3 separate regions of the Homo sapiens genome follow, and all the other regions are linked to region 1. A link is a loop called in an ENCODE intact Hi-C map of the cell type or tissue named here. Cell type or tissue: chondrocyte. All regions are shown on one strand.

The links. Peaks named below come from ENCODE experiments on the same cell type or tissue, not always from the same donor. Only the 100,000 strongest peaks of a DNase experiment are listed, where the experiment ranks them.
Region 2: a loop joins it to region 1, with 3.0 times the contacts of the local background. A loop is called at or near these places in 7 of 110 quality-filtered maps.
Region 3: it touches region 1 in a loop (2.7-fold over the local background); 6 of 110 quality-filtered maps call a loop at or near these places.

Annotation. Positions count from the first base shown.
Region 1 is chr12:63,663,492-63,671,491 of GRCh38, reverse strand. It overlaps DPY19L2 (dpy-19 like 2), which reads left to right and starts at 2,999. Exons shown (of 22, transcript NM_173812.5): 1 at 2,999-3,435; 2 at 5,633-5,657; 3 at 7,647-7,734. The coding sequence starts at 3,099. RefSeq lists enhancers at 1,592-2,091, 2,092-2,593, 3,043-3,102. In chondrocyte, CTCF peaks have their summits at 2,920, 3,120 and 3,320; a DNase peak (open chromatin) is centred at 2,891.
Region 2 is chr12:63,416,880-63,424,879 of GRCh38, reverse strand. No RefSeq gene overlaps it. Among named protein-coding and RNA genes, the nearest start is that of LINC03056, 47 kb to the right of the region's middle. RefSeq lists silencers at 4,483-4,542, 4,603-4,652 and an enhancer at 5,177-6,376. In chondrocyte, CTCF peaks have their summits at 4,359 and 4,578 (motif pointing left); no DNase peak of the experiment used is centred here.
Region 3 is chr12:63,762,810-63,770,809 of GRCh38, reverse strand. No RefSeq gene overlaps it. Among named protein-coding and RNA genes, the nearest start is that of RXYLT1, 13 kb to the left of the region's middle. In chondrocyte, CTCF peaks have their summits at 3,915 and 4,115; no DNase peak of the experiment used is centred here.

The sequences.
Region 1 (8,000 bases):
TGCAAGAATATATTGCATCTTATCTAATTATAATGTGCTATTTTAATTGTCAATTAATCATAGATTAAATTATCAACGTAACTGCTTTAAGTTATTAGTCATTATAGTGATTAGTTAGTATACAGCTAAAATGTGACTCAAATAACCATTCAAAATAATGAGGTCAAAATAAGTGACCACTGTTACAGAAGCTGTAAAAACATGAAAACATCCATGATTCTATTCAACTGCACATAAAACTAAGTGTCATGATTTCCCTCTTATACACAAATCTACTCCTCTCCTTAGTAGGAGTAGATACATAATGATTTAGGCAACTATCTCTCAGTTAACTAATGAACCTAAAACATGTATTACTGTTTAATAATTACTAACATATCACTTGATGACAAAGAAACCAAGTGAGCAAAATATTAATTGGAAGTGTTGGCAAAAATAGCAACAACTTTTGCACCAACCTAAAAATCCTCACTACTGCACTATAGGATGGCCGGTCTAGAACATAATAAAGGAACATTTGTTTAAGCATGTGCTGTGTTTTTGATGCTTTACAAGCATTAATTCATTCAATCATACCATCAGTAAGACAAATATAACTGTCTTCATTTTTCAGATGAGGAAATTAATCCTAGAGTGGCTAAATTACTAGCTCAAGGTCATACATTGGTAATCTTCCTATATGAGTCCCCTGTGTAAAAGATTTAGAGCAGCACATGGCACACAGTTAATTTTATGTGTTTACTAAACATATGAATCATAAAATATATCCTGCTTCTTTTTTCCTTTAACATTATATCATGACTATTTTCCTATATCATTAAATATCCATGCAAAATGACTTTAGTGGCTGTAATGCTTCACTATATGAATGTTTCATAACTTAGTGTTTGATACTGAGGCCACTTCTATTTTTTAACGATATAAATAATAGCACAATGAACATTCTTATAAAAAGATTAATTTTTTAAATGATAAAAATGACCAGATTTGTACTTTCAAGGGCTAGACCATGGGTAAGAGCATTTTGTATCCCATCAGGACACCAAGTGATGCAAAAGGCAATTGGAAACTCCAGAAAAACCAAACTGACCAAAAAGAAAAACAATCACTCCACTTCACTTATTGTTCCAAAACACATTAAAACAGTCATATTTTAAAATAAGGTGCTTTGAGTTTGCCTAGCCATTCAAGAATATATTCTTCTTAACCACCGTAAATACTTTGTATTTTAAATGCAGTATTGGATAGATAGAATTTATTAGCTGTTAAAACTTGGGCAAATAACTACATCCTGATGCTTGATTTTAAAATTTGCATACAGTCATTGCATGATTAAGTGAGAAAACATTTTGAGCACCAAACACAATGCCAGGAATGCAGAAATGCTGCTTGAAAAAAATCTCCCAAAACAAAAAATGAGCAGTAGTAGCACTTACTGAATTTAACTGAGTGAGAAGATAAATAGTACTGTCAGTTAAGTGCTCTAGACCTTCAGAAAAAGCATAATTAATATGGGCTGGAGAAATGGGCTGGGGCTTGGAAGGTGACAGCATTCAGATGGGCAGGGAGAAAAGGATGCAAAAGCCAAGGGATGGCTTTTCCACATGAATAAAGGAATTCAGCAGTTATGATGTCTCAGGTTGTGGACTTTACCTGAAATGACTGAGATGGAAGATTTTGTGCCCGAGGAAGTGGGAAATTAAAGTTGAAAAGGTATATTGGGCAAATATTGAAGGCATTGGTGAGCAAGCCTAGGACTTGATTTGTGGGCCACGAACATTTTTGTGCTGTGTTGCATCAGGAAAAATTAACCTGGCCACAATGAGCCAGGCTTTAGATTGGTCAGTTAGGGTATGGGAGTTCAATGTGATCCATCATCAAACAGATGGGAAGTGAAGCGGTGTGGGCTCCAGCATGTGGCCCGTGACAGAGGACATGGAAAATGTCAGTGGCCCCAGTGCATCTGTGCCAGCCGCTTTGGCCTCTTGTAGGGCTGTGCGGTGACTGGGAGCTAAGCGCTCCCCTCTTAGTTGGTCCTGGCTGGTGCTGAAAGCGCTTGAGCACACCGCTCCTAGGGCTGATGACTTCTGAGGAACCTTATTGGAAAAGCATTTTGCTCTAAGATTCAGTAAACGCTGTCCCGTGCCAAGGAAGTGGCGTCAACCTGAGGCTCTGGGATCAGACCCACCGGACTCACGCCGGCTCTGCCACTTGTTGCCCGCAGTCTCGGCCCGTTCCCTCTGCGTTGGCAACGGGCACTGACTGTCCGATACCTCAGCGATCGTAGGGGAGTAGAGACGTTCCTAATGCCGGGCGCACCGCCGGCGGGCCGGCGGTTCCGTTGGCTTCCCTGACACACTTCCTACAGTCATTTCTTTCAGCTGAGATCTTTCCCTTTAATACCTCGTTAATTAACGTGTAATCTTTTGGTTAAAATGTCACAGCTAAGACTAAACCCGAAGAAAAGAATGAAACCACGGGAAGTTCTTCAGACAGTCGCCGCAAGGTTATGGGCCGAAGTGGTGCAGGGGCGGCGCCCGGGGAAGCGACTGGCAGAGCTGTGCGCACTGGGGGTGCTGCAGGCGCTGGGGAGAGTGTGGAGAGGCTGCGTGGAGCTGCGCGCTCGGGGTGGGGGCTGCACTCCCAATGAAGCGCGTGAAGGGCAAGCGGTGATGGGTTCTGCGCCAGTGGGGCTGGGAGCCCGTCCGGGGCTGTACATGGGGCTGCGCGCAAGGTGAGGACTGCGCATGTGGGCTTGGGGCCTGCGCGCACCGGAGGCTGCAGGCGCTGGGGAGGGTGTGGGGGGCTGTGCGTGGGGCTGCCCTCACCGGAAGCTGCACGCTCTGGGAAGCGCAGAGGCGGGGGTGCTGCTCGCGCTGGGGAGCACGTGAGGGGACACTCAGGGACTGCCCGCGCGAATGGCTTCCAACGCATGCGCCCCACCCCACATTTCACAGTCGCCATGACGACCGGGAGGTCCGCAACGGCTGCGGGGACAAGTCCGTTGAGGCTGCCAGGCGAGTCAGGTCTCTCTGGACCTCGCCTGACTCGGCTGGGCTGTGCCTGAAATTGACCCAGCTCCACCATACTCCTTGATTATGAGAAAACAAGGAGTAAGCTCAAAGCGGCTGCAATCTTCCGGCCGCAGCCAGTCTAAGGGGCGGCGCGGGGCCTCCCTCGCCCGGGAGCCGGAGGTAGAGGAGGAGATGGAAAAGTCGGCCCTAGGCGGCGGGAAACTGCCAAGGGGCTCCTGGAGGTCCTCCCCGGGGAGGATCCAAAGTCTGAAAGAGCGAAAAGGCTTGGAGCTAGAGGTGGTGGCCAAGACCTTTCTTCTCGGCCCCTTCCAGTTCGTCCGTAATTCCCTGGCGCAGCTCCGGGAAAAGGTGCAGGAACTGCAGGCGCGGCGGTTCTCCAGCAGAACCACTCTCGGCATCGGTGAGGAGAGGGCAGGAGAGCCCTAGGAGGGAGCCGCATGGCGCTTTTCTTGAGTCTTGAAGGAGATCAGTTTAACAAGCAAGGGTTTGTGGGTGCCTAGTAGGAAATAATAGCAAGGTCCGAGTAGAAAGAAGTTGGCCAAAGATCTTGTCATTGAACCAGGGGAGAGAGAGAGATAGGGAGTATATTGGTTTGAAGGGCTGTCAGATCGCAGAGAGTGTTTTAAGGTCTAGGAGTTTTAAAGGCTGAGGGGAAGGATCAAGAGAAGATGATGAGATTAAGATTCCAAGAGAGGAAATAATTAGTGGAGCAAGTCTTGCAATATTTGGGAGGGGTAGAATTAAAGGTACAAATTTGAGAAGCTAACTGTGGAAAAGAGGAGAGAGAATTCCTTTTCTGAGATGGCAGGGAGTAGAAAAGTGAGGATTACTATATGGAGAAATGTTAAAGTGGAAATAAAAGAAGTTGGGAGTGTTGGTGTCTAATGGTCTTTGTTTCAGTGAAGTATGAGGCTGGGTCACCTTCAGAGGTGAGATTGATAGGATGCCGTGGTCCAGGGGACATTCTTCTGTCACAGCTTGGAAAGGGCATGTGATAAGCCCTTCAAGCATTTAGAATACTGGCATCGTTACACCATATCATTTTTTTTCAGATGTGGTATGTGGGTTAAGGGAGGGAGTGAGAGACACAGAAAGATTTTGAGCATCTTTGGAAAGCTGGATGAATTTGGTAGTATATTTGACCTTTTCCTTATATATCATCTGAAGAGTTTTTGCCAGTGTATATAATTGTTGGGAGAATTAGAAATAGGATACAAATATAGTTGAACAGGATAGTCTCTGTATATTTTAAAATTAATGAAGCCTAATAAACAGTTAATGAGCATCTTTACAACCATTTAAAGTTTTCAACCTTTTAAAAATTATAGCAACCGTGCTTGCATACAGTCCAAAAATGCACCATGGGCCATACTTTGCCTATCCTGGTATAAAACAAGTAAATCTTCCGAGAAGTATTTAAGATAAGCCCAGGACAGTTAGTAATATAGGAAAAGATCTGGATAAGCATGGTTGAGAATTTCAACACTGCAATTTTTTAATTTTTAAAAATTTAATTTCTTCAATAATTATTGAATTAATTTGCATTTATGTTGTTAGCCAAGTGAAGTAATTTTTGAGTTTTTAAGAGGCTATTATTGGTGGTTTATAAGATGACTTGCCAAGTATATTTAGGATAACCATAAGAAATACCATTATAAAATCTCAGAAGGGAGGTGGGACTTCTGGAATAGCCAAGGAAATGCACTCCTCCATGACGACAATGAAAATACTTGGAAAATTATCAAAATCATTTTCTTCAAAACTTTGGAAATTAACCAAAGGTTTACAACAATCTAAAGGACATTAATTCAAGAAAAGATGCTGAACCTCTATAAGAAAAGCAAAGTTTGTGGTGTTTTAACTTGTTCTATTACCCACTCTTCTCTCTCCAGAGGAATTGAAAACAAGCAGTTCCCCAACCAAACGGGCACAGGCTGCGTTTGCAGCTCCTGTAAAAGCTCCATACCCAGAGCAGTGTCTCCTAGCTCCCAGGTGAAGTCTTATGTATACATGGGGCGTTGGCACAGGTGACTCCAGACTAGTCTCCTAGGCCATCTAGTAGCTCCTAGGTCTGGGCTCTTGGAAAGAGCTTGCAATTCATCAAGGGTTGAGCTGCACATTGGGGCTTTTAGATGTGCTGCTGAGGAAGTGATTGCCTGCATTTAATCATCTTCTGATGAATGCTAGAGAAACTGATCTAGAGTGGTTCGTCTTGGTTAGAACTACCTGAAGCATACTGTATATACTTACTTCTTTTAAAAATTTCATATAAAGGAATAGAAAATAATACTGAAAAAAATCAAAAAAGGTCACAATCATCCATAATTCCATCACTCTTACCAATTACCTGAAGTAAAAAAACCCTCTCAAGTTTCTCCCTTTGCTTGTCAAGCCCTGCTGCAGAGAGGTAAGCTCTGTTCAGAATTTGCTTTGTGTCCTGGATTTTTTCCTATGCTCTTAGAGACAGGATTAGCTGGCCGTCTTGCTTTGTGTGCTATCTTTCTAGACATGTAAAATAATACATTTGAAATACTTGTTTTAATGGTATTTTATAATAAAGCAGCTATTAATGACTTTCCTTTTTTTCTTTATTCCAGCTGTCTTTGTGGCAATTTTACATTGGTAAGATTTAGTTTCAGTTTGAAATATTTAAAAACATTTGAATTAAAAATTGCCATCACTCTTTGCATACAGTAAAACAATAACTTCTGGCTATATTTGTAGAACATCTTTATGTGCACCAATTTATACATGTATTTTGCTTTTTTACAAACCTCATATGTGAAACAGCATTTACAAAATAGATGCATTAGGGGAATAGTCACTTATGAATTAAAATATTTTTGCTTTACCAAATAATTCACCACACGTTTCTTTAAATATCTAGCTTTTCTAGTGTATTTTGTATGTGTAGTTCATTTAAAACCTTCCTTTATTTTATGGTAATTATATGTTGCTAGTGAAATAACTTTTTTTTTTTTTTTGAGACAGAGTCTTGCTCTGTCTCCCAGGCTAGAGTGCAGTGGCGTGATCTTGACTCACTGCAACCTCTGCCTCCCAGGCACCAGTGATCCTCATGCCTCAGCCTTCCAAGTAGCTGGGATTACAGGTGTGCACCATCACACCCAGCCAATTTGTTGTATTTTTGGTGGAGACGAGGTTTCACCATGTTGGCCAGACTGGTGTCAAGCTCCTGGCCTCAAATGATCCACCTGCCTCGGCCTCCCAAAGTGTTGGGATTACAGGCATGAACCACAACACTCAGCCAGTGAAATAACTTTGGTGATAAAGTTTTAGTAACACCTGCCAATTGGAAATCAGGTAAAAAAGAAGATAAAGATTCTGCAGTGGGTGTACAGAGTTAAATGGCTCTGAGTCTTTCAGTGTGCAAGCCTGTGTACATTATTTTACAAAAGTGTTTATAAAAATTTGTAAAATAATATTTCCTTCTGGAATATTTTATTTTTACCTGTGCTCAGTGATTTCTACCCTTGGGATGTATGAGATCTGCCCCTGTGTTCTATTGACACAGTGCTGCTGTAGACGTTTAGTCTGCAGGGAGATTTTGATGTTAGAACTGAGGCTGCAATGGTAGAGAATATTCCTGCAGTTTTTGGTACCCTGGCATATGGCCTACATGTAAAGAAGGGTTAGTGGAAAACAGGGTTAATATATGGAACTTTGCTTTATTTTCAACTTCACTGGAAAGTCTGACTACATAACTTAGCTATAGCATAATTGTTGACCATAGCTAATTTTGTTTATCACATATGCTCCTTTCTTCACTGCCGACAGCTGTTGAGTTTCACTACTAAAAGGTCTTCAAGTACACACCTGTATTCTTTGGCACTTGAAAGTTTATCCTTTATGTGATATTATACTTATTGTAAGTCTGCTTTGATCTAAAGTAATTTCACTTAAAATTATATTCTGAACCCTTTTCAACAGTTATGGAGGTATTTCCCAAGGCCAGTACATTAGAATCACTTGAAACTTAAAAAACAAACACTAACCTGCCTCTGTTCTGATTTGGAGGCCTGGGATGGAAGGAAGGGTGAAAAAAGCCACAAGAATTTTAGATATACAATTGAGGTTTTGTTTTTTTTTGTTTGTTTTTTTTAAGACAGAGTCTCACTCTGTCGCCCAGGCTGGAGTGCAGTGGCATGATCTCTGCTTACTGCAACCTCCACCTCCTGGGTTCAAGCAATTCTCCTGCCTCAGCCTCCCTAGCAGCCAGGATTACAGACATGCACTACCATGGCTGGCTAATTTTTGTGTTTTTAGTACAGACGGGGTTTCATCATGTTGGCAAGGCTGGTCTCGAACTCCTCACCTCAAGTGATCTGCCTGCCTCGGGCTCCCAAAGTGCTGGGATTACAGGCATGAGGCAACGTACCTGGCCACAGTTAAGCTTAAAAACCACTGAGTTAAGGAATTTCAGGTGTGTGCCATACTGGATTATAAATGCTGAAAAACATACAAGTTAGTAAGCAAATTATAAAATTAATATAACAATTTATTGTTTTCTTTTTTATGGCTTTCTTATTGCTTATTTTACTGTTAGTTTTGAAACTCGTTCTTATTGTAATATGATACTTCATTTTTTTCTAGGTTACATTTAGTAACACTTTTTGAAAATGATCGTCATTTCTCTCACCTCTCATCTTTGGAACGGGAGATGACTTTTCGCACTGAAATGGTTAGGTTTCTTCTTCTAATGAATTAATTTGTGGTTTAAGAATAGCGAGACTATGAGGTAGAAATGTATTAGGAATTGAAATGAACTTCTGGTCAACTGCACTGTTTCATAAGCTATAACCCAGGTTTATTATTTAAATAGTAAAGTGTTTGAGATTATTTTTCTGTTACTTCATTATCTCTCACCCTTTCCTAATGCAGACTTCTTTTTAAGATAATAAAGATGAATTATAATAGCTGAGGAAAGAGGACAAAGAAAGCACTGAA
Region 2 (8,000 bases), 250 kb after region 1:
ATGATTGCTATGTGGAACTGCATTATATCTGTGCATATGTTTGCAGATGTCTGTGTTTGTCATCTATCATCCCTCCCCACCCCATACACATGAGACATCATCTTTATGAGGGCAGCAACTTTATCTGTCTTCTTTCCCGCCACATCCCCAGTGCTTAGAATAGGGAACAGCACATAGTAGGAAGTGTCTGGCAGATACTAGCAGCTTAGTAAACTCTTGAGTGATGTGTAAAGCATATTTATATAGTAAGATAGAAAATTTAACTCCCAGAGGTTCTCTTTTGGGGAACAAATTGCTTGTATGGAAGGCATACTTTAATAAGTCATTGCTGTGCAGAACGAGACCCTAAAGGATTCTTAAGCAATAAAAATAGTTGTTTAGTTGTTCTACATGAGGCATAGAGAGGGATTCACTTTATTCCTGAAAGAGAGAAGGAGGTAAAGTGAGAAAAGGACAGAAAGAGAAAATTGAAAGCTAAATATTCCATAATAATGTTGATCTTTTAATGATTCCCATATATGCATCTTGTCATTGCAATATGTGTGCTAGGAATGGTTTTAACCCAGAGAAGAGTGAAGAGTTCTATTTGGCATCTGAAGCAACACAGTCTACCAGGACTAGGAGGCAGAAGAAACCATGAGTCAAGTCTCTGGAGAGCTAGTAAAATCTATGAAGAATGGATAGACTTTGCCAAGTCACAGAATTGGTAGAAACCTGAACATAGTACGTACTTCAAGCACCTAGAGGCAAAGGGCCTGAAATCATAACTAAATTCCATTTATGTTTCTCATATGCTGATTCGAACATTCACTAGTTGAATTCTCTGCTTTCAGTGGTTGAAAATGAATTCTTCCAGGGTCGGAGCTTGTAGGCAGGTGTCTATCTTTACAATGACACAATCTATTGCTATCTCTAATAGAAGACTGGTGTTCTTCCATATTTATAAGCCTGTCATACTTGTCTTTCAAGGTTGTTAAACCATGCGTTGGAGTCTTTTTTGAAAAAGCATATTTAAAAATTAATTTCTTTATTTCCAGAGTTTTCAACTTCAAAATATGTGTAACAAAATTGTAAATGTTAGAAAAGTCATCATTAGCCATAAAAATAATAAGCTCAAAGGTAGAAAAAAAACTAAATGTGTTTCAAAAGCCCTTCTTGATTATGAAGGATAGTGAATAAAAAGATATATACTTAAGTATTTTCTCACATACAATAGTGTCATTGTCCTCTCCAATTGTTTACTTTTTCTTTTCTACAGGATACAACAAATTTTATTTTTATGATACCATGACTTGGTTCTGCCCACTCATCATATTCATTTCCTATTTCTTCAGGAGTGGATATTTGTTTGGTTTTTTGTTTTCTTTTATTATGTTTTAATCTTTTTTCTTCTGCAAACAAACAAAACTCACACATATTAACTCTGCAAACTTGTAAATATTGTTGGCTTTTCTGAGGATTTTTGACTTTAGCAATACTATTTCACTGGACTTCAAGACTAGAGAATCAAGAGAGAAGAAAGAAAGGAAGAGTATGGAAAGTGACTCAGAGCTCCCAGTGTGCAGGCACTGTCCTCTTTCAGTCCTCTGCCAGGGTCCTTGCTCCAATAATGGTATTTTAGCTTCAGCACCAAAGAAACTCAGTTTATCTGTAAAATCACAAGCAATTATTCACCCTTGGCCATGGTTGAGTTAATCTAATGGATTTAAGAATTAATTATCTAGGTAGGAGTGTATGTGGGTGGTTTAAAATGTTTGTACATTTAAAGCTTTGTGCGCTTCTAAAGGGGACTGGAAAAAAACGCCTTTTCCTTTGTAAAAATCATGGAACGTGTACAGGCAGCTATCTTTATGAAGGTCAACTTCACAAGCACTTCTACATGAGTTGAAGTTTAATTGGGCAACTGTTGTTTCTAATTTTCCACAGGGTTGCTTTTAATCCTTCAGTATTTTTTTTCTGTTTTCCATTCTACTTTAGCACTATGCACAATGTAGGAGTAAATTTTTTTGTAATGGTGGAGTTGTTTCCTATATCACACCATCTGGGGTTTAAAGTAAGATTCCAAAGTAGAATAAAAAAGCATCTCCCAAGGTCAAGCTCCATGCTCCAATTTCAAGGCTTCTTTGGCCTGCCAATGACCTATGGCATATTAATGCCCTCTCTGCACCTCTGCATTTTTGTGGTGTCTCAGACCATCTACATGGACATCAGAAATGGACATTTCTTTTGTTCTTGAAACATGCAGGGCCTGGGGGAAATTCTGTAGTCTTCCCTCTTTTCTGTGCCCTATTCAGGAAAGGGACATGGATCTTATTTTCCTAAGTCTTCAGATCTGTCTAGGGTCCTATAACCTCTGACATCCCACTTTGACTTTCTCTGGGAAAGGCGTAGAGTCCCTGCAATTTTCTAAACTTTTTGTTTCCTCTCTGATTCTTTCCTTCCTTGTCAGATACACAACAGTTCAGGCATTTATCCTTGGTTGAAACCATCTTGTTTAGTTTTATGTTGACTTGTCTACTGTCAGTCTCTCATCACTAGAAACTAAAGTCCATGAGATCAAGACTTCTACCTCATTCACTTCAATATTCCCAGTGCCTAGAACAGTAGCTAGCACACAGCAGGCACTCCAAATATTTTTGAATAAATGAATGGATTAGGGGCCATTTTATTTAGTCGTAGATAGGATGACTTAAAGAGAACAAACCGGATCAATCAACTGACCAGATGAATTTAAGCAACGTTATCAAGTTCCTTTGACACTAGTTTTATTTCAGAGAGTGATGTAATGTAATTTCCATGGATACAGAGGGTACCAATCTCTTTTTGAAAAAGGAATATCCAAGTGACAGGAATATCCCAGAGTGAAAAGTGTTAGATGTGTGCCAGTGGGGGAAGGAAAGGAAGGACATTTAGGGGAAAACAACTGTGGTTATATTCAAAGATGAAATGTCTTAAGCCCTCAGTTATTACCCAGAGCAGGATTCTGAATCATGAGAAACTGTTCTCAGCTGAATATTCTGCTATAGCTAAGAAGGGCAACAAAACTGTAACCCTGATCAGAACCTTTACTGGAAAGTACACATAAACATGTGCAAATCTCCTTTCAAATAATGAAATAATGGCAAGTACAAGGAGTTGAGGTTAGGTTTAGTGGCTACTACTAGAAACTCCTTGGGCAACCTTGATTTCTGCAATTCAAGAAACTTATGATATTGTTGGATAGGGTCAAGAAAAGTGACAATTACAATTATCTCTTTGATTCAAGACAGTGTGCCTGAAGGGGTTGTTCAATGAAGACTGACTTCAAATATTAGGGTCTTTAGTGAAGAGAGTTGAGAGGAACCAAGAAAGACTAGGAAATATAAATAAAGCCAAAATAATGATAACAGAAAAAGGAAATGAAAATATATTAAGCACTAATGCTAAGCTAGTTGCTTATATAATCAAATTTAATATTCACAACAGCTTCATAAGCCAAGACACTATTATTGTCATTTCACAGAGGAAGACATTGGGACTAAGAAATGGTAAGCAATTTCCTAGACTCACACCCCAGATCTGACTTCAGAGCCTCTGTTCATTCCATTTTTAATGATTGATTCATCAAATCTTGTTATATCTGAACTAGTATATTTGCAGGACACCTTAAAATGAAGGAGAAATAAGTTTAGGACAAATAGATTAGAACTACTTCTAATGGCTATTAGTGTGATATGACTTGTGATGTAAATGAGCCAAAGATAATGCTATAGTTTGAATGTGTCCTCCAATTTCATGTGCTGGAAACTTAATCCCTAGTGCAACAGTTTTTAGAGGTGGCACCTTTAAGAGGTGATTAGGTTATGAAGGCTTTGCCCTCATGAGTGGATTAATGCTGTTATTTGGTTGGTTATCAAGGGGGTGTGTTCCTAATAAAAGGATGAGTTTGGCTTCCTTCTTTCTCTCTCTCTCTCTCACCATGTTATGACACAGCAACGAGGCTCTCACTATATGTGGACCCTCAATCGTGAACTTCCCAGCCTCCAGAATAATGAGGCAAATACATTTCTGTTCATTATAAATCACCCAGTCTGTAGTATTTTGTTATAGCAGCACAAATAGACTAAGACAGATAGCTTCTGTATATTGATCACTTGGCTATTTAATATTTCTTTAGTGCAGGCTGAGCAGCAGAGCAAATTCTAATATTTACACATCCAACTGTTTGAAACAAACACCAAATAGCACATTTTTAGCCATTTAGAGCCTGCCTGTTTCGAATATTCTGTGAAACTGTGCCCAATGTCTGCTAGCAAATTGTAAGATAAGCCTGGAGCCATAAAGACCGTAAGCTACAGTCCCTTTGGAACTCTGTATTTGGAGAGTCCCTGTTGTGCTGCTGACATTGCCTAGACACATAACCACCTATTTAATTTCCCTCTTCCTCTAGAGTTCCCTTGCTCTCCTCCCTTTGTGAGTAGTTATCAAGCTGTAGCCTCCAGATAGACTCCTGCTGTGAGGGACTTCCTCACCATGTAAATCCGTCAAAGTGAAGTGCTGCTCAGTAAAGATGTGTGTGCTACTGCCACCTCGTGGTCACATGTTTTTTCTTGATCAGCCCAGCCCGCAGATTTCTAGAACCCCCTACGTGAATGAAAATGTTTTTTAAAAAATGTCTTGATCTTGATTGATATCTGAGCCACTCCTGATTATTGGGGAAACTACACCATTTGGGAAGCTCCTTTATCTTAAGGAATTGATGTCAAGAAGACTAATCATACTCAAAAGCAGCTTTTAAAAAATAAAGTAAAATAGGTTACTTAAAGTTAAGCCTTCTCAGAAACTTTAATATGTGTATCCTTTCCATGGCTCTCAAAAGACCTCTAAACATTGACCTAAAGTATGTTTAATAAGAAATTATCTCTTATTATTATCAGAAAGTGGGTCTTAGTGTTGGAGACCAGAATATGCCACCCCAAAATATGCTTCTTTGGCTTAAGAATTATTTTGAGTTAATTCTTTGGAGAAACTATAGACACAGGAGAAGCTTAAAAACAGAGCAGAAGTTACCATTTGTAAGAGAAATTTACATCTATAAGGGAAATCTCCATTTGTAAGGGAGTTTCCTCTTTGCACTAGCAAGAGAAAGATGGCTCTAAATCACTAGACATTCTTACCTATGAAGAAGGCACTGACTTAAATCTGCCCAATGTAATAAATAAAGTTTCAGTGCCACAAAAGAAATGCACTCAAATATAAAATTTTCTTTTTAATTCTCAGCAAGGCAATGTGCTTCTATAGAAGGGTGCGCCCTTACAGATGGAGCAATGGTGAGCGCACACTTGGACAAGGGAGGGGAAGGGGTTCTTATCCCTGACACACATGGCCCCTGCTGCTGTGTTGTTCCTCTATTGGCTAGGGTTAGACCGCAGAGGCTAAACTAATTCCGACTGGCTAATTTAAAGAGAGTGACTGGGTAAGTTGTTTGGCGGGAAAAATGGTTATGGCAGAGCAGGAAATCAGAATGAGTCTGGGCGGAGAATGAGCAGGTAATTGGAATGAGTCAGGGTGGAGTAGGCAATCAGAATGAGTCAGAGTGGAGCAGGTAATCGGAATGAGTCAGAGTGGAGCAGGGAATTGGAATGAGTCGGGGTGGAACTGGTAATGGGAATGAGTTAGGGTGGAGCAGGTCATCGAAAAAGGTTGCTTTATGAGGAAGTTAAGTTTAAAAGTAGAAGACAAATAATTGAACATACTGACATATTGATTCCTTGAAGAGAAATTTAGAACTCATATCTAACACTAACAAAACTTACATTGGTTTACTCTGCTTTTCCTGGTCACCTCCCCATAACTAGTACCATAAACACCTTTCTTTCAGCTAAAGATGGTATTTAAGGCTGAATTCAAAGCCACCTTTTTGAGATTTTCTCATTTCTTTATCTCCCGTGTATACATGAGATATATAAGATAATAAACTTTTTTTCCTCTTGTTAATTTGTCTTTGGTTATAAGGATCTGTCCCAATTAAGAAATATGAAGAGTAGAGGGAAACTTACTTCTTTCTCCCCTGTGCTGGTCAGGGCTTAAGTCTGAGCTAAGGAGATTATTTTTTTTTTTCATTTCACAACCTTGTTGATCCATCTCATTGAATGTTCCTTTCTGGATGCCTTCATAGCTCTACACAGGCACCTTGAAGTGCAGGGAAAGCCAACATTTCTAAATAAGTTTTAGAAAAAAGAAATTCCTTATGCTCTAGAGTATATATCTCTTACAAAATTTCTTTCTGATTCAGGTTTTAAGGATATAGCTTACTTATGAGTCCATATTAGAATCCATGACTCCTGACTCCATTCATTCTAGATTACTTTATAGGAGCATGAAAGGATAACCATACATCTTCATGTGTGCTCTCTCTTTAGATTTAGATCTGCTATTAGGAAACCTGCCGGGTTAAGTGAATTATCAGTTGTTAATGTTATATCATCTTTTCATAACAGAATAGCCTCATACTTTGAGATTCTTGAGTCAGTAAGCTACCTTTTTGCTTTTTTGACTTAGGATAGTTCTGACCTGGTGAGGTGTGCTCACAATGAGGTTTCCTCTAAAAGTTATTTTTCTACTTTCTTCTGTTAGCAAATTCACTACAGATTGAATGCATTTGGGCAAATCTGTGGGTTACTGGATGAAGGATTTTTATAGGAAGGCTATGGGTTGTCAGTGGCCTCCGTGCTTTTGGGCATGTACATCTAAGGCTATGCCCTTGTTTACACTGACCAAAAAATAGAATGGCTGCTTAAGGAGGGTAAAGCTAGGACACGGGCAGTTACTAACAGATGTTTTAATCTTTCCACCTATTGGCTTTCTGGTAATTGCCAAATGAGGGGGTTTGGCTCGTCTTGCGTGAGCTTTTTTTATATAAGGGTTTTGTTTTTAGGATATAAGAGTCTATCCATAGACAACAGTACCCGACCAATCCTAAAATTTTCGAAGTTCTTGTTTGTCTCCGGCAGAGGCAAGGATATGATACCTTCAATCTCTTAAGCTCAATTCTCTGTTTGTCTTTGCAATTAAATGACTTGTTCTAATATTTGACTAAATAAATTTGGAGATTCTGTAAACCCTTGGGGTAAGACTGTCTATTGGTCTTGCTATTTTCGACCAGAGTGAGGATCTTCTCACTCAAAGGCAAATAGATCCTGGCTGTCCTCTGCCAACAACCAAGTCCAGAAGGCATCTTTTAAATCTACTACTGTAAACCAGTGGTGACTGGGGATCCTACCGATAATAGTATAAGGATTGGGAACAACAAGGTGGGTAGTTTGGACTATTTGATTAATAGCTCTAAGGTCTTGCACTAAGTGGTATGACCCATCTGGCTTCTTTACAGGCAGTATTGGAGTGTTATAGGGAGACATACAGGGTTAAGAAGCCCACACGGAGAAGACATTCAATTATCAATTATAGGTTTTAAATTTACCCTGGCTTTTAAAGGAATAGGGTACATTGCTTTCTCTTTACTATTCCCCCAGGGGTTTTTAAGTAAACATAAACTGGAGGAATCTGTAACTTTCCTCAATTCCTGTCTTTTGGCCATATCTTGGGATGAATGTGTTCTTCATCTGCAGTGGTGAGCAATAGGGAGAGGTGGAATTTTCCATGATTGATTTGGAGGCCTAAGCCTAGTTCTAGCATTAAATTTCTTCCTAATAGATTTGTCCCTGCTTCCAGAATTAACAGAAATTTAATATTAGCTGATTTGCTTTTATATATGACTTTTGTTCTTTTTCCTATTTGGGACATTCTCTTTTGAGATGACCTATTTTTAATTGGAAACATTTGTTTTGTCCTCTTTCTCTCCCTTTGCCTCTCCCTCTCTCTTTGTCTCTCTCTGTTTCTCTCTTTCTCTCTCTCTCTTTGGCTCTCTCTTTCTCTCTCTCTCTCTCTCTCTCTCTTTGACTCTCTCTCTTTGACTTCCTCTGTCCCCTCTGTCATTCTCTCTCCTGTAAGGTTTTTTTTCT
Region 3 (8,000 bases), 99 kb before region 1:
TTGGCATAAGCAACTTCGTCTTTTCCTTTGTCTTTCCGTTACTTTTACCTATTTAGAAAAGTTTTAAACTGTTAGCCAATTGGGTTTTAATTTAGATTGTGAGGTCTGGCTCCAGCCAATGGAGACAGGACACAGTAGCAGGGACAAACTGTGTAAGGGATAAAAATTTCTTCCCTCCTTTGTTCAGGTATCCTCTCACCATTGTTCCATCTGTGGTGAGCACCCTTTCTGCAGAAAATAAAAATGGCTTTGCTGAGACAATTAAATTTATGTTCAAGTGCTATTTCTTTGGAGCACCAGGGAACAAGCATTCTGTTTCTAAATAAACATTTTACATATAACACTTATCAAGAACTTGCCTCATTATCCTAGTCTCACTGTTTGATTATCCAAAGCTGTTATGCCATGAATTCTACCCAAGCCCAACCAGTTTCCTGCTCTCAAGACCTACCTTAAAATCATCTTGCCCAGACCCTCAAATACTGTGAGTAATCCTGTCTTGATTTTCCTCATCTGAGACCCTACTCAGACTATCAAGTTTGTGTCCTTTGTTATTTTAGGAAACCTAATAAACTTAGTTTTGATTGATCAACAGGTTTTTCTGGTGTTCTTTTTGGGACCTAAAAACATAAAAAAATTTGTTTGCACAGTACTGTTTTATCAATACTGCTGTTGGTGTTTTTCATATTTGAATGTTGGTATTTTTTTCCTTGTGAGTTCATCATTGGTAAAGATGGTTTTTTTTTCCTGAGAGAGTTTCATTTGTCCTGGATTTAGGACAAATGAAAATTGCCCTGAGCTGTGAAAGTGTCTCCAGAGAGTGGGTTTCGTTTTTCATTGAGTTTCAATAGATCAGCACCAGTTTTTCTCTTTTTTTTTAAAACTGAAGTATAACATATAATATGCATATTTACTAAAGTATAAAATGTAATATCCATATGGAAAAGGACAATATAAATGTAGAGCTTAATGCATTTTCACAAAGTGAACACTGTTCTGTGACTTGCACCTACATCAAGAAATAGAATATCACCAGCTCCTCAGAAGCCCCACTGAGATTCCCTTCAGCCAATACCACCTTCACACTGCACAAGAGTAATCACCATACTGCCTTTGAACATTGTCGATCATGTGGTTTTCTGAATAGCTTCATTCATTCCACATTGAACTTGTGAGGTTCATCTGTATTTGTGTGTGGTGGTGTTGATCATCATTCTCATAGCTGTATAATATTTCAATATGGGAAGGTACTATAATTTATTTACCTGGATTAATTTTAATATTTTTCTTAGGTTTTGATTCTTAATCTAAACAGGTCTTTCTATTTTTCTAGGTGGGTTTTATTTTCTTCCAAGTTTCTGAGCAGCTCACAAACTAATTTATATCCTCCTAGTGCTCTTGGAAGAATTCCCCATTTTTCATGAGTGGGATAAACTGATATTCTAGATATTATGCAAGAGGTTCACTTCTACTCCCTTGCTTCACACAGGCCTGAAGTTATATCTCCTGTTCTGTAAGGGACATACTTGATATGTATTAGTTAATAACTATTTTCTCTCCATTGTGAATTTTTATTTTTCTTATTGTAATATTACCCCATTTATTCCATTTAATTCTTTTTGATTTAAACTCTACCTGAATTAATATTTCCCTGTTGGCTTTTGTGATAGACTGAATGTTTGTGTCTTCACAGAATTTATATGTTGAAATCCTAATCTCCAATATGATGGTATTAGGAGGTCGGGCCTTTAGAAGGTGATTAGGTCATGAGGGTTAGGCCCTTATAAATGGAATTAGTGCCCTTATGACAAAGACCTTAGAGAGCTCCCCCATCCCTTCTGAAAAGATGGCTATCTCAATCAAGAAGTTGTCTCTCCCCAGACACTGAATCTGCTGTTACCTTGATCTTGGACTTCTCAGCCTTTAGAACTGGGAAATAAACATTGATTATTTAAGCTACCCAGTATATTGTGGTTTGTTATAGCAGTCCAAACAGATTATGACAGCTTTCTGTTTGTGTTTACAAATTGGATCTTCCATTCCTTTATTTTTATGTTTTTTTGGTTTTATTTTACTTTAGATTTGTCTCTCAAGCAGCACATGGTTGGTTCTTACTCTTTAACTAGTATTTGCCTTTCATTATGAGATTTTATACCTTTTGTGTTTGAGGTTGTAATTGCTACATGTAATCACTAGTTTTTGCTAAGCTTCATATTTTTTATGTATCCTTGCTCTTTCTTTTGTTTTTGATATTTTGCTACATAAGTTTAAGTTTAATTTACTTTTGTCTTCTCCAATAACTTGGAAGGAACTCTGAAACTTTAAATTCTTGAATAGTTTTTGTAAGTTGTGTTTTAATGAAAATAACATTTAGCTCATATTTCTCTAATTGTCAAAATAAAAACAAAATGGTATATTTTGATCTTTTTCTTCCTACTCTTTGTGAGGATAATATGGGTTTAGAACCAGATGCCACGAAATTACTGACTTGACATGATGCAGTGTATCGGCAGGGGTAGGACGTGTTACTGTTCACAATATTTGTGTCGCCTGCTCACAGGAGAATTACACATGCTTGCCCTATTGCTTGATCTCAGGCGTGGCCACATGACTTGCTTTGGCTAATGAAATTTTGAGCGGAAGCATCCATGTGGCACTACCGGCAGAGCTTCAGGAGCCTGCACATACTCTGCCATACTCTTGCCCACAGGTCACTGTGATTGCTACTTTCTAGATGGTTTCTGTTCCCTCAGCTGGGTGCTGCTGCACTAAGTGTCTCTATTATGAACAGAGCCGTCCTGCTGATCAGCCATCGACATATGCCACAAACAAGAAAAATTAACCTCTGTTTTTATGGGCCACTAAGATTTTAGGATTACTTGTTACCTCAGCCTTACTTAGCTTCCCCTGCCTGATATGATGATATTTGGAGAAGCCTGACAAGAGCTTATGAATGAGTTTGCTAACAGAAAATTAATATGGTAAAATCTACTCACAATGTGGTGACCTATCTATTTTAGTAACCAAGCAAGAGATTGTAGATGTGTTTCTGGAATGTCCAAGAACTGTGTGGAGCAAAGCCATTTTACTTTCCAGGACAGAAATTAGTGGTACCTTCAAGAGACAGAGTTACAGAGGCCCTTGCAAACCAAGTATTCAATAATTAAGAGTTTTGTCTGTACCCTGAAGGCAGTGGGAATCTGCTGTATGGTCTTAATCATTCATTTATTCATTCAACAAACATTTATCAAACAATGATTATGTGCTCATTACTATTTTTAGTCATGGGGCACCTGCTGTGAGCAAAACAGAGTTCCTGCTCAAATTAGTTTTCTTTCTTTTTTTTTAATTCATTTTTTCTTTTTGGGAGGCTCAAGTGATCCTCGCATCTCAACGTCCTGAGTAGCTGGGACCACAGGTGCATGCCACCATACCTGGCTAATTTTTTTTTTTTTTTTGGTATGTTTTGTAGAGGCGGGGTTTTGCCACGTTGCTCAGGCTGGTCTTAAACTCCTGGAATCAAGTGATCCTCCTGCCTTGGCCTCTCATAGTGCTGGGATTAAAGGTGTGAGCCACCATGCCTGGCCTTCAAATGAAATTTCTTTGTGGCAAAATGGCAAGCTATGTCTCTGACACTGTGGTAATACCCGCACAGCCAACTCAATAGCTTCAGACCGGACTCTCCTTGCTTATTGTCTTAAAAGTTACTATGGGTAACGTTTGAACAACAGTTGGCATAATTCATGTCCCAAGTATGTATGTAGCTATGTGCAAAACATGTCACACAGTCAGCCTGAACAAATGATATCTGAATCATATGACCCAATTTTCTAGTTTAAACAAAAATAGTATAGGCTTGAAATTTATCTATGATTCAAATAAATGTTGGGGGTTTTGATGTGGGAAATTTAAATACATTTTGTAGTAGATTTTGTGCTCCTTGCTCTGACATCGTAGCTTCTTGAGTCAGCAAAAGAGAAAGGTTAATAAAGGTGGCACTGTCCAAAAAAAAAATCACTGAAAATTTTTGGATAAAACAATACTGTCAAGATGAATTATTCCAAAATGCAGTTTTTAAAAACTGCATTTAAAGAAAGTGAACAGAGGAGGGAGCTGTAGGTAGAATTTTAACCACATGCATACCACTATCTTTATATTAGAGATTTCTGATATATGCTAATATAAATGTACACATTACTAAAAAATTATATTACACATAAAAATTGTATGCTTATGTATCTGTGAATTGGAGATGTTTGCTTGCAGGTTAAAAAAAGAATGTTATAAGGTTGATTCTAGGTTTGTTATTAAGGATACCTGTGTTCACAAATGATGTCCCTTTTTTTAAATTCTTTTTTTTGTGAGGTCATTTTTTAATTTAATTTAATTTTAATTTTAATTTTGAGACCGGGTCTTGTTCTGTTATCCAGGCTGTAGTGCAGTGGTGTGATCATGGCTCACTGCAGCCTTGACTTCCTGGGCTCAGGCAATCCTCCCACCTCAGCCTCTTGAGTAGCTGGGACTATAGGCAAGTGCCACCATGTCCAGCTAGTTAAATTTTTTTTTTTAAGAGATGGGGTCTCTCTATGTTGCTTAGGCTGGTCTTGAGCTTCTGGGCTCATGCAGTCCTCCCACCTCAGCCTCCCAAAGTGCTGCGATTATAAATGTGAGCTACATGCCTAGCCAAGGTCACTCTTTCATAAGTAAACCATGTTTCTCAGGTTACACCAATCAAGTGGGCAAAGTGAATTAATAATAACAATTTTAAAAAAGAAAGATTTCTTGGCTCTGCCACTATCACTTTGCATGAACGCTTGTCTCCTCCTTGATATTCCTGCTACAAATATCTCTTCCCCCGTAGCCTTTGTTATTCACCTCCTCCTTCACCTTGGTTTGCCGTGGTGCCATCTTCGTCTTCTGTATGAAACACCTAGGTAAAGCTCAGTGAAGTTGCCTTCATTACTGCTGCTGGGAGAGGTCTACACTGACACTTCCCTGCCATATTGATACAAGTGGTACTAATATTAATATTAATATTGGTGCCAAGGGTCTCTTGCCACTGCCAATATTGCTGGTATGGTATCCACTAACTATGCAAAATATTGTCAACAGTGCTGCTTATATACAGCTCCTTTATCCTCTGCTCATTTTTCATCCTAAATAGATCTCTTTAGTTTTATTTCCATCAGGCCTTAAAATATGCCCAGTCTTGCCTGTATAAAGGCTGTTTAGAATCAAGCTTGGATCTTACAAAGATTTTAGGACAATTGTATTGCCATTTTTTGCAAAAGCCAGAGAGGGAGGGGGGACCCCTATTACTGTGTATATCTGAGATAATATAATCTGGTTTGAACTTGTTCATGGAGCTGAAGATAAATGTATCTTCAGCAACCATTCATTGAATAACCTATTCTCTATTATTATTTTTCTGTTCAGATACATAAACAGATCTGTGCTATATTGCTGTCTGGTCTCACATCAATTCTATTCTATACATATGAACAAGTTCAATTTAGGCAATGTTTATTTCTAGAGGTAATTTTTTCCCTTTGGCATGTGTATATAAAAACTTTCCACTGCTGTAAACCCTTCCTTCCTTCCTTTCATCCTTTTTTCCCCTTCCTTCCTTCTTTCCTTCCTTCCTTCCTTCCTTTCATCCTTTTTTCCCCTTCCTTCCTTCTTTTGTTCCTTCCTTCCTTCCTTCCTTCCTTCCTCCCTCCCTCCCTCCCTCCCTCCCTCCCTCCCTCCCTCCCTGTTTTCCTTCCTTCTTCTCTTTCAACAATTTTCCATGGGTCTGTCATGTTTCTGTATGTCTTGTGAGGAAAGGCGTTGGGCCATCTTTGTTCTGGACTGTTTTCTCAAGGATGTTTGTTAGCAAAGAGCCTTGGAAGATGGAGGTAGTGTCTTCCTCTGGAGAAAAAAAAGCAAGGTTATTTACTGCCCAGTATCATAAAGAATGATTTTCTTCGGGGCGAAAAGTTCAAGCAGGCTTACTGCCCATCATAAAAGATTTGGGTTTCCCAAGCTCAAGGATCCTCAGCTGTGAGGCAAACCCACTGCGTGAGCAGCATCCACTTGGAGCCCTCTGGCTTGCCTGGCAGAGGTAGAGGCAAGGGGAACTGGCATGAAACATGATCCTTAGGCTACTTGCTGTGCCTTGGTCTTTGACCCAGGAGTCTTGGGTCTTCTGCCAGCATCTGTGGAACTGTGGCAGGCTGATTTATTAGCTTACAAGTAAGGTAAAACCTCAGACCCTTCACAGTTTCTGATTCTGTCTTCCCAGCATTAAGATTCCTTTTGAAGAATACCAAGTCCATATGAAAGACTTTATAAATAATAATGCATAAGTACAGATTCGTTAGTGTAGGCTGTTTAATTGTTGACTGATTTCTGATGGAAAAGTCTGACAAGATGTTCACAGCTCATATTTTCTGAGAGTTTCAGTTTTTGACAGATTGATCTTTTAAAATATTAGGTTGTTGAAGTTCTTATTTTCTTATTAATCTCCTATTAATGTTAAACTTCATTGGGACTTTATCTTCCTAAAATACATATATAACTCGTAAAGTTACTCACAGTATTTCAAATATTTGAAGCCACCCATGATAGTCTATTTTATCTCCCTGAGTCTCCTGTATGAGCTAAAATTTCTCCAATTGCTTTAAGTGGTGTGGTTTTGAGTCTGATCACCATTCTATACTTTCCTCTGAAAAAGTTTCACTACAAAATGTGGCATCTCATTTTTCTTTTCCTTCTTTCCTTTCCTTTCCTCCTTTCTTCTTTTCTGTTCTCTTTTCCTTCCTTCCTCTCTCTTTCTTTCTCTCTCCTTCCTTCCTTTCTTTCTTTCTGCTTCTTTCTTTCTTTCTTTCTTTCTTTCTTTCTTTCTTTCTTTCTTTCTCCTTCTCCTTCCTTCCTTCCCCTTCCTTCCTTCCTTTTCTTTTCTTTTCCTTTCTCTTTCTCTCTTTCTTTATTTCTCTTTCTCTTTCTGTCTCTTTCTCTCTCTCTCACTTTCTTTCTTTTCTTTCTTTCTTTCTTTCTTTTTCCTTCTTTCTTTCTTTCTTTCTCTTTCTTTCTCTCTTTCTTTCTTTCTTTCTTTCTTTCTTTCTTTCTTTCTTTCTTTCTTTCTTTCTTTCTCTCTTTCTTTCTTTCTTTCTTTTCCCCTCTGTCTCTCTTTTTCCTTTCTTGACAGTATCTCACTCTGTCACCCAGGCTAGAGTGCAGTGGCATGATCATAGCTCACTGGACCCAAGAACTTCTGGGCTCAAATGATCTTCTTGCCCCAGCCTCCTGAGTAGCTGGGACTACAGGTGCATGCCACTATGCCCAGCTAATTTTTAAAATTTTTTGAAGAGATGGGGGCCTTGTTTTGTTGCCCAGGCTGGTCTCGAACTCCTGGGCTCAAGTGATCCTCTTATCTCGGCCTCCCAAAGTGCTGGGATTACAGGTATAAGCCACTGTGGCCAGTCCCATATTTCTATACACTAGCAATGTATGGTTGTAAATGGAAAAAATATTAATAACTATACAATTTATAATAGTTCCCTGTCCCCTCAAAAAGAAAGAATTTAAGTATAACTCTAACTTAAAAGTATCCAGGATATGTATGCTGAGCACTAAAGAAAACACTACCTGCCTGGGCAACATGGTGAAACCCCGTCTCTACCAAAAATACAAAAATTAGCCAAGCGTAGTGGTGCACGCCTGTAGTCCCGGCTACTCAGGATGCTGAGATAGGGAGATGGTTTGAGTTTGGGAGGCTAAGGTTGCAGTGAGCTGTGATTGTGTCATTGCACTCCAGCCTTGGTGACACAGCCAGACCCTGTCTCAAAGAAAAAATAAAAATAAAAAACACTAAAGAACAAAACAAAAATGAAAGACCTAAATAAATAAATGAAGAGTGATAACTCTGTTCATGGATTGAAAGACTTAATTAACATATCAATCATTCCCTAATTGATATATAGATTTTAATAAATTCAAATAAAAATCCAAGCAGGATA